2 separate regions of the Homo sapiens genome follow, and region 2 is linked to region 1. Evidence: chromatin loops called from intact Hi-C (ENCODE). Cell type or tissue: IMR-90. All regions are shown on one strand. Links, peaks and the distances in the headings refer to the core of each region. The heading gives the core; the rest is flanking DNA. Region 1 overlaps LINC01107 (long intergenic non-protein coding RNA 1107). Region 2 has its middle 35 kb from the start of LINC01937.

Region 1 (8,955 bases), core at 243-8,242:
AGTCACAAATGTTGCCACGCATGAGTTGTTGCTGAGGCTCCTCAGGGAAAGCCCGTCCCACGCCGGTGCTGCCCTTGGCTTCTCCCTCCGTTTTGTTCTGGCGTCGGTGTGATAGGTTCTACTTACATCCTCCAGAATTAGGCAACATTCTCTATTTCTAGTGCTCTAGGAAATATGTTCATAGTTCCATACTTACTTTGTTAATTTAATGGGATTTGTGGCAGAAGATGTAAACGCTTCAGTCTGCCATTTTGAATGGGAAGTCAAGTGAATTTTAAAGACAGGAAGAAAGGCTACAATTTGGCTGGGCGTGGTGGCTCATGCCTGTCATTCCAGTGCTCTGGGAGGCCGAGGGGGGAAGATCGTTTGAGCCCAGAGGTTTCAGACCAGCCTGGGTAACATAGTGAGACCTTGTCTCAAAAAAAATTATATTAAAAAAAGAGTACAGTTTAAGGAACCACACAAATGCAGATTCTCTTAGACAGCTACAATTATTGTGGTTGAATAATATTTTGAAATATTAAGTGATTTAACTTGCCCAGCATGTCCTGTTGCCTTTTTTTAAATCAAGGGTTTTTTTCTACCCTGTTATTGGAAAGAGTGGTGGCCTGAGGAAGAGAAGACACAGCTGATCTTGAAAAGGGAAGTCGTCAGTCCATGGCTTTGTGGGCTGCCAGCATGGGGTTTCCTGGGATACTGGCCAACAATGGCTGCACCTGCAGCTGCTCTTGCCACGCTCAGTCCCCCGCGTGGACCATGGCCCAGGCCTCTATCAGTGTCTGGAAGGCGCCGGAGAGCAGTGCGGGTCTGATTTGGGCTTGTGCCTCTTTCTCTCTCTCTTTTTTTTTTTTTTTTTTTTGAGATGGAGTCTTGCTCTGTCATCCAGGCTGGAGTGCAGTGCTATGATCTTGGCTCAGGGCAACCTCTGCTTCCCGGGTTCAAACTATTCTCCTGCCTCAGCCTACGGAGTAGCTGGGACTGCAGGTGCGTGCCACCACACCTGGCTAATTTTTTTTTTTTTTGTATTTTTGGTAGAGATGGGGTTTCACTGTGTTAGCCAGGATGGTCTCGATCTCCTGACCTCGTGATCTGCCCATCTCGGCCTCCCATAGTGCTGGGATTACAGGTGTAAGCCATCGCGCCCAGCCTCTGGGCTTGTGCCTCTCAACAGTCTCAAGCGATGTCCTGGCATGAGGGATGGTGCCTCCAGGACTCTGCTTCTTGGTCCTGGAGCTGGAGATTTTCAGGGGCCGATGGGCTCTGCCCTCTTCTGCTCTCAATTTTTGTCCATCAGGTGGGCTTGGCAAGTCCCCTTGACCTTTCTCAGGAAAACTTTGGTCCGTCTGGCCCTCCCCGACCTCCCCCCAGTGTCTGCTCCCTGCAAGGTTTCTCATGCCTTCCTACACACGCTCACCTGGAATGCAGCCCTGCCCTTTTGTATCATGAATGTCCAGAGTAGGCACTGGCTCGAGGAGAATTGGTGAACACGCTAAGTAACTTCCCCAAAACTGACAACAGGCACTGTAATTCCAGTTAGTGCACTGATCCCTGTGCAGAGATTCCAGATCTGGAGACTGTATGTGGCAGAATTTATCATTTGACATGTGTGGCATTTCAAATAAGTAGGGAGAATTGAATACAAGATTTTAGATCACTGGCTCTCCATAGAGAAAACCATGTTACCTAAAAAGTAACATCTTTCTGCCAGTCCATACGTACAATACATTCCATACGTACAATACATTTCATATGTACAATGCATTCCATACACACAATACATTCCAGCTGCGTTAAAGATTTAGGTGTAATAAAAAAAAACCTGAAAAATTCCAGAAGGACATATAGAGAGTATTTTTGTCTCCTTGGGGAGGGCAAGGTATTTTTAGCCAAGACATAGAAATTACTGATATTAGGAACACGTTGGAGCCAATCCTGGTGTCCTGGAAACTGACCCAGCACAGATTGACTTCTTTTTCAGGCTACGTGTTTTGTGGAGGTCGGCAGGGGCTCTGCTCTACCGAGACACCCAGGACCCAGGCTGATCGAGACTCTACCATCTGGGAGAGTAGAGCAGCAGAAGGGACCCCTGGGGGCTCACGCACTGTTTCTTCTGTATTTTGGCCCAGAGGTGACACACACCACTCTTGCCCAAACTGGTCCAGAACCAGTCACATGCTCCTGCTCTGGCTGTGTGGTAAGAACGCAGGACAATGTGGAGACTGGGTTGAATGCTGAGGAATGTTACTCTCCCTGCCACAGACTCTCTCCTGATACATTCTGACGTCAGAGGGGATGGTGACTTTCCTGGGAAGTGTTAACTAGCAGAATTGATCTGAGATGTAAGAATTCCAAAGAGATGCATAAGAAGACAAGGGAAAGGTTTCTAAGATTTACCTTCCAGACTGGATCCCATCCCAGATGGTTTTATTGAAAGGATAACCAGTGCATGTGTCTGTCTGGGGGGAGGGACAGGATGCTTCCAAAATGGACTTGAGGGCTGGATGCCAGGTGTGGAATCAATGAAACTCAGGGGGCAGGAAGTGCATGGCATTAGGGGCTGGGTGTTGGGCCACCCGGACCTGCTCTCTAGTTCTTCCAAATCTAGTGAGAGGCTGCTCAGACCCTGTCACTTCTGCTGTAGAAGCTGATTACCCAGAATTGTGCTCCCAACAGACTAAATGTAGCAGGGGAGCTGTGATTCCCCATAAGAAACTGGGGAACATGGGGTGCTGTCACAGGCTGAGAAAATGAACTCTTGGCAGCCAAAGAGGAATTAAAGAAAGCAGAGAGAGACAGAGAGAGAGAGAGACACCCATGGGGCATAAGGCTGGAAACTGTCAGAGAATATGACAGGGAGGCATGACAAGCTAGCAGTTCATAGAGTGAAGCTAAGGAAATCACAGGAAAATGGGTGTTATTTATAAATGTACATACTTGGTCCAGAACAGTGGTTCACGTCGGTAATCCCAGCACTTTGGGAGGCTGAGGTGGGAGGATCACTTGAGGTTAGGAGTTTGAGACCAGCCTTGGAAACATAGCAATACCCCATCTCTATTAAAATAGTAATTTAAAAAATTAGCCAGGCATGATGGTGCACCTGCAGTCCCAGCTACTTGCGAGGCTGGGGTGGGAGGATCGCTTGAGCCTGGGAGGTTGAGGCTGCAATGAGCCATGACGGCACCACTGCACTCCCACCTGGGTGCCAGAGTGGGACCTTATTTCTGAATAAAAAGTACATGCTTAAAATTAAAGGGGCTTCTTGTTAATCATTGGAAATGGATATAATCCAAAGTCCGTAGCTACTAGGCACCTACCACCTTCATCATCATGGTACCATTTGAAGCTCCCCTCTGTGCTGGGGACCAATGGCTCTGAGACCATCATGGCTGTGCCTGGCAGTGCAGGAGCAGAGAGCTGACATGTGTGTCCCTCAATCAGAGACATGGATAAGATGGCACCCTGATGGGAGGGTGAGGGTCCAGAGAGCCAGTAAATCCACAGCCATGTGGCCGGTCATGGAACAAGATTGGCCAAGAAAGAAGGTTTTAGAAGGTAAGAGGTTCATTTCAGATCTTCCCTTAAAGGTGCCCTGAGGCATCTTTTTTAACAAGAGCACCAAAGAGGAGGTTTCTGGTAGGCAGCTCGCTCCTGAACGCTGAGCAGAACGGGCCGGCCATGCCAGGTGCTGCTTTGCTTTGTTTGAACAAAGGTCCTGGGGTCCTCACAGTGAGACACGGTTCTCACTTCCCATCTCTGCTCTCAAGGCCTTTGTGATCTTTGTGCTATCCTACTGAAGACAGGTAGAGGAGAGGAACAGAGGACCCCAAACAAGTCCCTGTTCAGCCTGGACACCTGGGAAAGGGAGGAGTGTGGAAGAGGGAAGGAAGTTAGCTGGGGGACAGTGAACACCAATGTATGTGCAGATTCAATCAGCAGCGATCTGTGAGTCAGAGGCTCTCAACATGCTCCAAAGCAAAGCTGGGTAAACACTGCCACTTTTTGTTTGCGTTGAGTTAGCTGCCTGCAAGCATATTAGGAAACCCTGACAAAGAGCATTCTAAATGCATGTGGTGCCTTTGAGTTTATTTGTCTCAATTTATTCCAGTTACATTTGAGCATGACATGATTATACATCTCACACTGACTGAAGACTGTGGGCCTGCGTGGCAGGCAGGGGAAGAAGGGGGGAGGAAGAGGGTTTCCTAGCGCCATCTAATTTAAAGCACCTTTAGCTGAGTGGTGCAGTGAAAAGGATGTGGCTAAAACAAATAAAAATCATAGCAGGATCAAAGTACACACACAAATTTATTCCTTCTGGAAGCAGCTTCTCTTTCCCTTTCCCCCTCTCTCCTTCCCTTGTTTTCCCCTCCTTTGAGTCCCAGCGATTCTTTCATGGCAGAACTCCAGGATGGCCTCGTCTCCTTGCAGCACAATCACAGTTTCATCTCTGATTGATGGGGCGAAGGCACCGGCACCGCGGGTTTGAAGGAGATCTAAGGGCCTTCCTAATTTCATGGTGGGCATGTGAAGTGTCACATTAATCAGCGCTCTTTATGAGCAGTTCAAAGAGTCATAGATGTTGGGAAGGTGGCTGTTTGAAGCACAGAGCCAAGGGATTTCAGGATTTTATCAACAACCTGGGGGTTCCACCTCCTCTCCCCAGTGCACCTCTTGCCTGACTGCTGGGTGGAATTTTACATGAGAATCATACGGAGCTAAAGGAACCTACGATACCATCCAGTTCCAACCCATACTTTACATAGGAATCAGCAGAGGCTGGGAGTCTCTCTTGGGGTCACACAGAAAGCCATCTAGTCTGGAAGCAGTGGGTTATTCAAGCCTCCTGGTTGCGTGTGACAACTCAAATGAGGTTAAGCACTGATATAGTTTGGCTCTGTGTCCCCAACCAAATCTCATGTCGAATTGTAATTCCCAGTGTTGGGGAAGTGGGCTGGTTGGAGGTGATTGGATCATGGGGGCAGATTTCCCCCTTGCATTCTTGTGATGGTGAATGAGTTCTCAGGAGACCTGGTTGTTTGAAAGTGTGTGGCACCTCCCTCTTTGCTCTCTTCCTCCTTCTCCAGACACATGAAGACGTGCCCGCTTCCCCTTTGCTTTCTGCCATGATTGTAAGTTTCCTGAGGCGTCCCCAGCCCTGCAGAACTGTGAGTAATTTAAACCTCTTTCCTTTATAAATTACCCAGTCTCAGGCAGTTCTTCATAGCAGCATGAGAATGGAATAAAACAGTAAATTGATACTGGGTAGTGGGGCGCTGCTATAAAGATACTAAAAAACGTGGAAGTGACTTTGGAACTGGGTAACAGGCAGAGGTTGGAACAGTTTGGAGGGCTCAGAAGAAGACAGGAAGATGTCTTCCAGGAAAGTTGGAACTTCCTAGAGACTTGTTTAATGGTTTTGACCAAAATGCTGATAGTGATGTGGACAATGAAGTCCTGGCTGAGGTGGTCTCAGATGGAGATGAAGAACTTTTTGGGAACTGGAATAAAGGTGACTCTTGCTACATTTTAGCAAAGAGACTGGCAGTATTTTGCCCTTGCCCTAAAGATCTGTGGAATTTTGAACTTGAGAGAGATGATTTAGGGTATCTGGCAGAAGAAATTTCTGAGCAGCAAAGCATTCAAGAGGTGACTTGGGTGCTGTTAAAAGCATTCAGTTTTATGTACTCACAAATATATGGTTTGGAATTAAAACTTATGTTTAAAAGGGAACCAGAACATAAAACTTAGGAAAATTTGCAGCCTGATGATGCGATAGAAAAGAAAAACCCATTTTTGGAGAAGAAATTCAAGCCAGCTAGATAAATTTGCATCAGTAACGAAAAGCCAAATGTTAATCACCAAGACAATGGGGAAACTGTCTCCAGGGCATGTCAGAGTTCTTCACAGCAGTCCCTCCCATCACAGGCCCAGAGGCCTAGGAGGAAAAAAGGGTTTCACGGGCTAGGCCTAGGGCCTTGCTGCTTTGTGTAGTATAGGGATTTGGTGATAGTGAGTTCCAGCTGTGGCTCAAGGGGCCAACATAGAGCTCAGGCTGTTGCTTCAGAGGGTGCAAGCCCCAAGCCTTGGTGGCTTACACGTGGTCTTGGACCTGTGGGTGTACAGGAGTCAAGAATTGAGGTTTGGGAACCTCAGCTTAGATTTCAGAGGATGTATGGAAATACCTGGATGTACAGGCAGAAGTCTGCTGTAGGGGCAAAGCCCTCATGGAGAACCTCTGCTAGGGCATTGAAGAAGGGAGATGTGGGATTGGAGCCCCCACAGGGAGTCCCCATGGGGGTGCTGCCCGGTTGAACTGTGAGAGGAGGGCCACCGTCCTTCAGACCCCAGAATGGTAGATCCGCTGACAGCTTGCACTGTGCACCTGGAAATGCCTCAGACACTCAATGCCATCTTGTGAAAGCAAAGCCACAGGGGTGAAGCAGTCCAAGGCCATGGGAGCCCACCTCTTGCATCAGCGTGACCTGATGTGAGACATGGAGTTGAAGGAGATTATTCTGGAACTTTAAGGTTTGGTTACTGCCCTGTTGGATTTTGGACTTGGGTGGGGCCTGGAGCCTCTTTGTTTTGGCCAATTTCTCTCATTTGGAATGGGTGTATTTGTCCAATGCCTGTATCTCCATTGTATCTTGGAAGTAATTAACTCACTTTTGATTTTACAGGCTCATAGGCGAAGGAATTTGCCTTGTCTCAGATGAGACTTTAGATTTGGACTTTGGGGATAATGATGGAATGAATTAAGACTTTGGGGGACTGTTGGAAGTACATAATTGTGTTTTGAAATGTGAGGACATATTTTAAAGGGACCATGAATGGAATAACATGTTTTGGCTGTGTCCCACCCAAATCTCATCTTGAATTGTAGTTCTCATAATCCCCATGTGTCATGGGAGGGACCTGGTGGGAGGTAATTAAATCATGGGGGTGTTTATTAGTCTGATCTCACACTGCTATAAAGAACTGCCCAAGACTGGGTAATTTATAAAGAAAGAAGGTTTAAATGACTCATAGTTCTGTGGGGCTGAGGAGGCCTCAAACAACTTACAATCAAAGTGGAAGGAAGTAAACACATCCTTCTTTACAGGATGGCAGGAAGGAGAAGTGCCAAGTAAATGGGGGAAAAGCTCCTTATAAAACCATCAGATCTGAAAACTCACTCACTGTCATGAAAACAGCATGGAGGTAACTCCCTCCATGATTCAGTTACCTCCCACAGGGTCCCTTCTATGACATGTGGGGATTATGGGAGCTACAATTCAAGATGAGATTTGGGTGGGGACATGACCAAACCATATCACTGCACCTCAGGGATGATCCAAGACACCTCCTGGTACAGTGCTCACACCTCAGGGATGACCCAAGACATCTCCTAGTGTAGTGGTCCTACCTCAGGGATGATTCAAGACACCTTGTGGTGCAGTGCTCACACTTCAGAAATGATCCAAGAAACCTCCTGGTGTAGTGATCCTACCTCAGGGATGATCCAAGACATCTCCTGGTGCAGTGCTCACACCTCAGGGATGATTGAAGACACCTCCTGGTGCAGTGCTCCCACCTCAGGGATGATCCAAGACACCTCCTTGTGCAGTGCTCACAATTCAGGGCTGATCCAAGACACCTCCTGATACAGTGCTCACAACTCAGGCATAATCCAAGACACCCCCTGGCACAGTACTCCCTTCTTAGGGATGAGCCAAGACAACTGCTTGTGCAGTGCTCACACCTTAGGCAGAATCCAAGACACTTGCTGGTGCAGTGTTCTGACCTCAAGGATGATAAAATACACTTCCTGGTGCAGTGCTGACAATTCAGGCATCATCCAAGAGACCTTCTGGTGCGGTGCCTACATGTCAGGTTTGATCCAAACATCTCCTGGTGTAGTGCTCTGACCTCGGGGATGATACAAGATACCTCCTGGTGCAGTACTCACACCTCAGGAATGATCCAAGACAACTCCTGGTGCAGTGCTTCCACCTCAGGGATGATCCAAGACACCTCGTGGTGTGGTACTCCCACCTCAAAGATGATCCAAGACTCCTCTTGGGGTAGTGCTCCCACCTAGGGATGATCCAAAACACCTCCTAGTGCAGTGCATACATCTCAGGCATGATCAAAGACACCTCCTGGTGCAGTGCTCAAGCCTTAGGGATGATTCGTGATGCCTTTTGATGTAGTGTTCACACTTCAGGGATGATCCAATACACCTTCTGGTGCAGTGCTCCCTCCACAGGGATGATACAGGACACCTCCTGGTACAATGGTCACACCTCAGAAGTTATTCAAGACAGCTCCTGGTGCAGTGCTCACACCTCAGAGATGAATCAAGACACCTGGTGCAGTGCTCACACCTCAGGGATGAATCAAGACACCTCCTGGTGTAGTGCTCACACCTCAGGGCTGATTCAAGACACCTGGTGCAGCACCTGCACCTCAGAAATGATTCAAGATACCTCCTGGTACAGTGCCTGCACCTCAGGGATGATCTGAGACATCTCCTGATGCAATGTTCACACCCCAAGGATGATCCAAGACACCTACTGGTGCAGTGCTCACACCTCAGCGATGATTCACAACACCTCCTGGTGCAGTGCTTACACTTCAGCGACGATCCAAGACACCTCATGATGCAGTGCCTGCACCTCAGAAATGATCCAAGACACCTCCTGGTGTAGTGCTCCCTCCTCAGGGATGATCCAAGACACCCCTCGTGTAGCGCTCCCACCTAAAGGACGATCTGAGACATCTGCTGGTGCATTGCTTGCATCTTAGCAATGATCCAAGACACCTTCTGGTGCAGTGCTCACAAGTCAGGTTGATCTAAGACACTTCCTTGTGCAGTGCTTCCACCTCAGCAATGATACAAGACACCTCCTGGTGCAGTGATCCCCCTTCATGGATGATTGAGGACACATCCTGTTGCAGTGCTCACACCTCAGG
Region 2 (8,955 bases), core at 232-8,231, 160 kb after region 1:
GTATAGTACTCTATTGTGTAGATATACCATAGTTTATTCAGCTAGTACCCTTCGATAGACCTTTAGGTTGTTCCCAGTCTTTTGCTATTATAAACAGTGTTACAGTGATTCATCTTATGCATATATGTTTGTGTATTTTTCCCAATCTATATTTTGGGTATATTTCTAGAAGTGGAATTGCTGGGTCAAGGGTTAAATGAATTTGAAGTTTTGCTAGGTATTTTGAAATTCCTCTCCATAGGGGAATTTGCATTTTGCATTCTCATCTACAATGTATGAGAGTGACCATTTTTCCAGCCTTGCCAAAATATTTTGTCCAACATTGTAAAACCCAACACAGTTTCAAATCCAACAGTTTGATCACTGTGCTTTGAAAAACCCTGGAATGTTTGATTTAACATACCTATAACCTTTTAATATACAAATAACTAAATAACTTGCAACTTGAACGAACACTTAATTATAGAAATTAACAAGTTAATGAAAAGGACAGGAACTTTAAACACATACATTTATAAAAAACAACTTGAAGAGCGAAGTGCACTTTCTACCTCCATTGAGGGCATCATCATTTCTTATAGCATGCTGCCCATCTTGCAACTGTCCTTGTTGTTGGGTCCAGTCGATGCTCTTGCCTTACTTCTGACTCTTTACAGCTTCCCCTTGCAGCTGCTTACGATTATCACCTGGGAGCCTAATCCTTTCCTTAGCAGGGCCCATAATCACTCCTTTATTTGGGAATCTGGACTTGTACCTTCTGATCTTTCCACTTGTCCAGATTTCCTTTTGTCCTGCTGTGCACAGCCCCATGCTTTCTGCTCTACCTTCTCCCTTCTGCCATCCCTTGCTTCATGTGCCATTCTGCCTTGAACCATATGGGGGGCACTGGAGACACCTAGATCCTGGGGACTCCAAGTCAAGGGCATAGGTCAGAGTAGGAATATGCCTTACCTACGTCTGTGGTTCTGCCAGTGCTGATGTTAAGTTTTACCTTAGCCTATGTTAGCCATCTATCATTTCCACCGTCAGTGTTTTCACTTAAAACTCCATGTTTTTCCTTCATGCTTATTTCCAGTATCAATTTAAGATTACAAAATGAATTCATGGTCATTGTAGAATATTTGGAAAATAAAATATAAAATTACAGAAAAAATATATGAGTGCAATGACCAGATGTGGCATTTAATATCTTGCATGTTTTCTTCTGAGTATTTTCTATGCTTTTAAACATAATTGAGATAATAGTGCACATGCATATTTTTATTCTTCTTTTTTGTCTATTTATTGCTGTTTCAGAGAGCACATGGTTTTATTTATTAATGGCACTGTTCTTTTTCATAATTTCTTGATTTATTTTTTATTCTGTATTATTTCCTTCCTTTTGTATTTTCAAATTAGAAATATTTGTCCCCTTTTTTTACTGTCTTAGTTGAATGTATAGATGATTTATTGTTATTATTTTTATTCAAAATGAAATTTCAGAACTTATTTTTCTTACCCCCAAAGTAATAGATTTTTACCGAAGTCAGAAAATATAGTAGCCAAACCAATGATAATCCCACTCACTGAGAAGCAACTGCTGGTAGCTTTCAGAGTCTATTTATGTTTAAGTATGCTTTCCCACTAAAAGTTTCACTTATGATTTCACCTAACTACATTTTATGAACATTTTCAATACCAATATATGCATTGCTTCAACATTGTTTTAATGGCTACATACTATCTTATTGTGTAAAATTTTTATTTAATTGAATTCATGTTTCTAGATGGTTGTTTCTATTCTCATACTTCCTCCTTAGAAACAGTTTTGTTATTAACATCTTTTGTGATATATTTTTTGGACATGGCTTACATTTGGAGAAAAAGAGTATTGAATTTCTAGAAGTAGAATGGGCCACTTCATGGGCTAAAGCAGCAGTCCCCAACCTTTTTGGGACCAGGGACCGGTTTTGTGGAAGACAATTTTTCCACAGATGGGGCTGGGGGATGGTTTTGGGATGATTCAAGTGCATTACATTTATTATTAGATTCTCATAAGGAGCTTGCAACCTAGATCCCTCACATGTGTAGTTCACAATAGGGTTTGCACTCCTATGAGAATTGAATGCCACTGCTGATCTGACAGTAGGCGGAGCGCCGCTAGCCCACCACTCACCTCCTGCTGTGCAGCCAGGTTCCTAACAGGCTGTGGACCAGTACTGCTCCATGGCCCAGGGACTGCGGACCCTTGGGCTAAAGGGCCTATTTTTGGAGCTTCTACTGCATGTGTGTATTGCCAGTCTTCAGTTCAGAATAATTTTCATGTCTACCTAGTCTTCAGGATAGTATTGATTTGCCTTCTCACGTTTTTCACCAATCTGGGACACTACATTTCATAGACCTTTCCTTTATCGTAGGAAAACATGTCATTTAAAAAAATTATTAATGAGATTAAACTTTCCCCTACTTTATATAGTATGCATATTCGTGTGCTTAGCACACCTTATTCCATAGCTTATTGAATTTTAAATGCAATCTCTATATGAAGACCATTAACAATTTGTATTTATATTGTTTCCATTTCATCATTTCCCTTTTTATTTCATCGTTGACATAAAGAAGTCTTACATGTTTAGGTTGACTTATCTATCAGTTTTTCTCTTACAGTTTTTGCCTTGGGGTCACCTTGAAATTCTCCATCCCATCTATGGTCATATAAATATTCGATTATCATCTATTTTAAGAGTTTTATAATCTTTTCTTTAATATTTAATATGTTAATCACAATTGAAATGATTTTAGTTTAAGACACAGATTAATTATAAATGTTAGTACCTAAACTCCACTTAGTAACTAACTCATGCTTTCCCCATTGATTTGCAATGCCACCATTACTGTGCATTCACTGTCTTTACATAGATATAGCATAGGAAGCCCTTGGAAATTAAAGAACAAACTTGAGTCAGAGGTGTAAGAAGTAGCTGTGAAGTTTCACCTGCAATCATCTCTGGGATTCAGGATGTATTTCCTCTGGGAAATGCAGGGCTACTCTCTGAGTGTCCGTCATACCTGGGGCACGTCTTCCTGGTCCTCAGTTCTTCCTGGTCCTCAGGGCATGGTCAGTGGTTGCTCAGTTGATCCTGACTCCAGCCTCTTCATCTTCAAACCAGTATCAATTGTCTTTCTTTTTCTTCTTCCTAGGTTTAGATTTCAAGGTTCCAGAGGGTGAGATTCATTTTTTTTCCTCCCACAACCTAACCACCCAATGCACAAACCCCCTTTCTTAGGATGGGCTCCCCCAGTAGCAGCCCCTGAGACAAGGATTTGAGCACAAGTAATTATTTTGAGGGTGATTCCAGGAAGCACTGTTGGGTGAATGCAGAATGAAAGATCGGAAAAATGCAAGAAGGAGCATCATTGACTGCTGTGGGGGCTGGGCCCAATCCCACGGGGGACCTCCGGCCAATTATAGAATGTGCATCAGTGTTGGCCAACCTGAGGAGTAAGAAAGTTGGGGTCTTTACCCACCAACTCTTGTCAGTCACTGGGTGAGGGTTGTTCCCAGGGGTGCCTTTAACTCCCTGGTATTTCTGGCTTGATCCTCCTTGCAGAGAAAGCCTTAAGACAGAGCTGCAAGCACCTCCAGTTGGAGGCCGCGGGGGCCTATGGGCAGGTCACCAACTGTGACTGCTGAAGTCCACCCCTTGAAAGCATCCCTGACTGATTGTTGTTCAGCTCCCACTGAAAATGCTTTCAAGTTGGGATAATTCGAGATGGACTTTGGCATGGGTGGGCAACTCTCTTTAGAAAGTCTTTCCCTATACTGAGCCCAAAATGTTGTTCATAAATCTTCCACATGTTGTTCGAATTCTGCCATCTGGGGGAAAAAAGTGTAAAAAATATTTTCCAGACATATTTGAGAAATTACCCAGAAACACCAGACTTGACCCTCTTGCACAAACTAGGGCATAATACTAAGTTGCACAACTCTGAATGTCTGCCTCATCCTCTATGTTTGTCCATTGTTGTCATTGCTTAGAACAGCCAGGATGACGCTTGTGCGGGTGGAGGCTAAGGAAAGGCAACTAGATTCTACTTCAGTAGTGTGGGTGAGGAGAAGGTCAACTTAGCCAATGAGCACCTTGATTATGTCAGTTGCTCCAGGGAGTTGGGGAAAAACATACACGGTCTGACTAATCCATGAGTCATATGAATGTTTATTCTCATTTTCAGATTTTTAAAAACTCACAAATGCTTCCCTCCCACAAGCAAACAGTTGCCGTTTTTTGTTCTAGAAGACTGTAGACCAGCCAATTCTATCATAATTTTAATCTCTTACCACATACTAATGGAATACATGCATTTAATTTGGCCTAGAGCAAGATGGGCTCCCAAGGCAAAATCTGACTTGAATCTGTTCCCTTCCTTTCTTCACAAGCAAATCCCAGGAGGCAGTTGCAAGGAGCTCAGCACTCAGAGCCACCCCTTGACAAGTTCACAAGCCAATGATGCTGGGAAGGAATTTACACTTTGCATTCGCTGGCTTTTCTTCAAATATTTGGGTGGAGCACTTGCATCTCGTATTTTAGTGACAAGGAGGGTGATAAATGAGATCATAAACTAAGTTCTGTTGTCATCACTTTACCAAAGTTGAGTAGGATTAATTACAAAGAATCTGAGCTGAGAGTACCCCTCAAGGTCAGAAGTTGACTGCAGTGGCCTTCAGTCTTGCAAGACGTTCCATGAAACCAGAAGAATCTTATTTCTACCATTTTAGTTGACTCACATTCACAGGTCAGCAGGGAGACCTGAGTCTGGAATTTGGAGTTAATTTCTGGCCTAGGAATTAGAGGCCAGGCTGCACAAACCTGCAATAGGAAGATCTAATTTACAAAGGCAATCCCATCCTCCCTGGTAGTGTGCACCTGCATCCTCGGCCCCTAACACATGTGTTCCCAAGGCCACCTTCTCCATGAGCCCCGGACTCTCCATCACCCCACAGCTGGGCACTGCTGCTGGCTAGATCTCCAAGCTCACTGGACTGAGCAGGGCTGGGTTCGCAGTGTGGGCCTTGCTCAGAGGAATTGCAGAGGTGTCCTGAACACTCTTGAGTTCTGTTGGTGATGAGATTGGCTGCTTGTTTTCGAGAACTGAGAGTTTTCATTCATGTTGTCAGTCTCATTCATTATCTATTTTTTTATTAAAAAATGGAAATTTCATTAACTCAAAATGAAAATGTCCATTGCCATACATTATTGGGGACAGATGTTCAATTTCAAAGCATGCATAAGTGTACTGTATTTTCCAACAGGGGGTAGGAGCCAGACACTCCTAAGAGCCCTTGCCAATCAGCAGCGCCCCCTGCCCCACACCCACTGCCAACACACACACTGTGGCCAGATTTGCTGTCATGGAGCCCAGAGTCCTGGGATCTAAAGGGGGTCATCTGCCTGGCCTGACCTCAAATCCTACCCTGATGCTGTCCTCAAGAATGGGTGTTTTCTGAGGTTCGGTGTCTGTCTGTCTCTGCCCTGGCTGCCCTTTCTCCCTCCACAGCCCCATCTATCTCCTGATGAACACTTTCTGTTACACTCGGCCACCCTCCTCAGCCTCAGCCGAGAGGATGGGGTGAGAGGAGAGGACACAGATAATATATACAGTCTATTATATCTCAGCTATAATAGATAAAATTTTCACAATAATGACCCCCTAACTTGTGTGACCAGCCCCCAGGCTAAAGTGATCTTGGGCCAATGGCACTAATAGCTGTCAGGCAGTGGGATGGGCTACTTCTTGAGCTGGAAATGGTGCCACTGCACGGATCTGTGGTGCCTTCATGGCAGGCACATGACACCTATGCAGCCCTGGCAAACAGCAGTGTCCTCAAGGGAACTGTCTCTCTCTGCGACGTCTGGGTAGGGGCACCGTGACATGCCACAGGGAGCGGTACTCCATGAGAGCAAAGGACACATGTAGGCTTAGCAAGGAAACTCACCAGTGTGACCTCAGTGTTCAGAGAGCAGGTGCGAAATCGGCTTCATGAGCTGCCTGAGTCAAGAGTAGCTCAGGGCTGATGGATGCCCATGCACCATGATGAGGTTATCTAGAACAGAAAATACAAGCATAGCTAGAGATGAAAGAAGGAATAAGAAAACACATACGGGAAGGACTGCTAAGAGGCAGGAAGAGACACAAAGGGGGCCTGGTGTGAGGAGGAAATGTGGTTTTGAAGTCAAAGACAGTCACTCCAGAATTTAAAGTCCTGTCAAAGGCAAAACAGGTCCTTCGGGAAGCTCCCTCGTGATGTGGAGTGGGAGCCCGGAGGCCTCCAGAATGCATAGGGACGAGGCAAAAGGGTGGATGGGATTTTAAACAAGAGGAGAATAAAAGGATACTGCATATGGGGGAACGTCTGAACTATGGGTGTCCTCAAGGCAGAGCCAGACTCCACGGGATGAAAACCATATTCAGAGACACAGCAGGGCAGCAAGATGGGTCTGCAGAAGCTCCCCCAGCACCTGCTAAATCAACAGAAATAGAATACAGAAAGAAACACATCCCTCGACATACACCAATAAAACACTTAAGCTGCAAGGAAGAAGGGATCTTTCAAACACTTAGGTCAAAAAACAACAGCACCACAAGGAAAAAGCTCTGAAGGCCTGAGGCTTCCCCTTGGCTGCACACAGATGCATAAACTGCTTATCACATGAAGCAACAGGAAGACCACCTTTGGTGTACAGGCATTAAGAAGACTGGTGGCTGCCGCTCTTCCTCGTGTCTGCTGATGAAAAGGCATAGCAGAGAAGAGATCGACCCAAGTGGCCCAGAATGAGGCTCACAACAAAATCCCCGTTGATAAGACAAGAAAAAAACCAAGCTATGACACAGAGGAGACATTATTTTCATTATTTGAGGATGATCTGAGTTATTGTCTTTCCAGGGACAACTTAAAAATGACTAGAACGGATATGAGTTCAGGAGGTGGCTGGTAACAAAACATCCATGTCTAAGCATCTGTGATTTTTCTAGATGCTCCATGTATCGGCAAAACCAAGTTTAGATCCTCAGAGTGAAGGATCAACTCTGCTGTCTGTATGTATGCATGTATGTGTATACTTATTTTGAATACATATATACCTGTTCACTTATTATTTTTTTCTGAAATTGGGATGTTTTCATGACCATTACATATATTAAATATAATAGCCTTTTTTTTCCTGGAAAGGTGACATCAAGTTAATGGTGCATTTTCTAATCAACATTGTTTTTGAATGAAGGAAATGTGACTCAGTTGAGAAAATGCATTTGGCCAGGCACGGTGGCTCATGCCTGTGATCCCAGCACTTTGGGAGGCCCTAAGGTGGGCAGGTCTCTTGAGTCCAAGAGTTTGAGGCCACCCTAGGCAAAATGGTGAAACACCATGTCTGCAAAAATTACAAAAAATTAGCTTGACATGGTGGTGGGCGCCTGTAGTCTCAGCTACTCAGGAGGCTGAGGTGGTAGGATCGCTTGAGGCCAGTAGTTTGAGTCTGCAGTGAGCTGAGACTGTGTGATTGCAACACTGCACCCCAGCCTGGGCAACAGAGCAAGACCCTGTCTCAAAAAAAAAAAAAAAAAAGAAGAAGAAAGAAAAATGCATTTTATTTGCAAGAGTTACAGAATGATGAAGTGCAGAGTGTCATAAATCAGGAGGTGCGTGAGAGCAGTGGCAGAGCCCTCTTCAGCATGAGACCTGGAAGGGACGAGGCAGCCCCTGCTCTGGGCAAGGACTTCATGTTTAACATGCCAGGTCTCTGGGGAGGGCACTCTGATGTGTTGTGGATAGAATTCCAATTAAAATGCCAAAAGTCTACTTGGGGGGAACAAAATGATATTGAGTTCACTTGGTAGAATGACTGTGCAAGAACAGTCGGGAGCCTGGAAAATAACAACGTGAAGTGGCCCCGGGTCCAAAATATCAACACGCCTTAGAACCAGAGTAATGAGAGGAGCACGGCACTGGTGCTGACAGAAAATAGAATCAGAGCGAAGCATTGATGGTTCAGAAATGACTCAAGATATGTAAGTATTTATCACATGAAAAGGGAGAATGAAATCCGTGCGGAAAAGAGCGGATTGTGCAATAAATGTTACTGGCATAGGTGGTTACAGTTTTGGGGGAAAAAAATTAAAGTTGGATTCTTACCTCACAGTGAAATACATTCCAGATGGCTTAAAGAGATAAGTGTAACACAAATGAAATGGTAAAGGAATTTGAGGGGAATATTGGTGAATATTTTTACACTCCGGGGGTGAAAAAGGCGTCTCTTAGCATAACACCTAAGTTAGAAAACAGAATGGAAAAGTTATATTACTCTATATAAACGTGAAACTTCCATATGTGACTTGCAAAGGCAAATGAAACACTGACGTCACTATTTGCAGCAAGAAACGAAGAAACAAAGAATTTCTACCTTTAATTTATAACAACACGGCCCTTGCCCTCAGCCAGCGCTATTATCGGTGCTTTCTGTAGTCATGGATTTAATCCTTCAGCTGGCGGGGGGCGGTGAGCCCCACTGCTCAACGAGGAGCTGGAGACACGACGACATTCAGGAACTTGCCTGAGAGCTCCCAGAAATCAGCAGCTCACAACATAAGAAGGGCAAAGGAATCTAAGAGGGAAAATTATTCAGATTCACGGATAATCAAAGAATTGGCATTGAAATCACAGTCAAATGTTGATGAATGGATTCAAGTGGATGGTCAAAAACATCAAGCACTACTGAGGAACGGGGCCACTGCTCCTGTCTGCCCTTGCCATGATCCCCAGGAGGAGGCCCGTGTGGCCAGGCAGCCCAGTGATACATGGAGCAAGTCACTTACCACTCAGCCTCCTCCTCTGTAGCCTGAAGGCCATCATGGCATGTTCTTCAGGTTGTTGCTGTGAAGATTATGTGATTACTCCAAGATCCTGGCTTGGAGACTGTGTAT

Evidence for each region. Hi-C counts contacts between places; a loop is a spot of excess contacts. Peaks named below come from ENCODE experiments on the same cell type or tissue, not always from the same donor. Only the 100,000 strongest peaks of a DNase experiment are listed, where the experiment ranks them.
Region 2: a loop joins it to region 1, with 1.8 times the contacts of the local background. A loop is called at or near these places in 3 of 110 quality-filtered maps.

The regions. Positions count from the first base shown.
Region 1 is chr2:238,525,495-238,534,449 of GRCh38, forward strand. All of the region lies in intron 2 of LINC01107 (long intergenic non-protein coding RNA 1107), which reads right to left. It overlaps LOC124906130 (a long non-coding RNA gene), which reads right to left. Exons shown (of 2, transcript XR_007088215.1): 1 at 7,490-8,955; 2 at 4,287-6,482. Among named protein-coding and RNA genes, the nearest start is that of LINC01107, 26 kb to the right of the region's middle. In IMR-90, for the core only: no CTCF peak of the experiment used is centred there; DNase peaks (open chromatin) are centred at 2,267 and 3,967.
Region 2 is chr2:238,680,564-238,689,518 of GRCh38, forward strand. No RefSeq gene overlaps it. Among named protein-coding and RNA genes, the nearest start is that of LINC01937, 35 kb to the right of the region's middle. RefSeq lists an enhancer at 3,259-4,458. In IMR-90, for the core only: no CTCF peak of the experiment used is centred there; a DNase peak (open chromatin) is centred at 4,078; H3K27ac peaks cover 1,489 bases.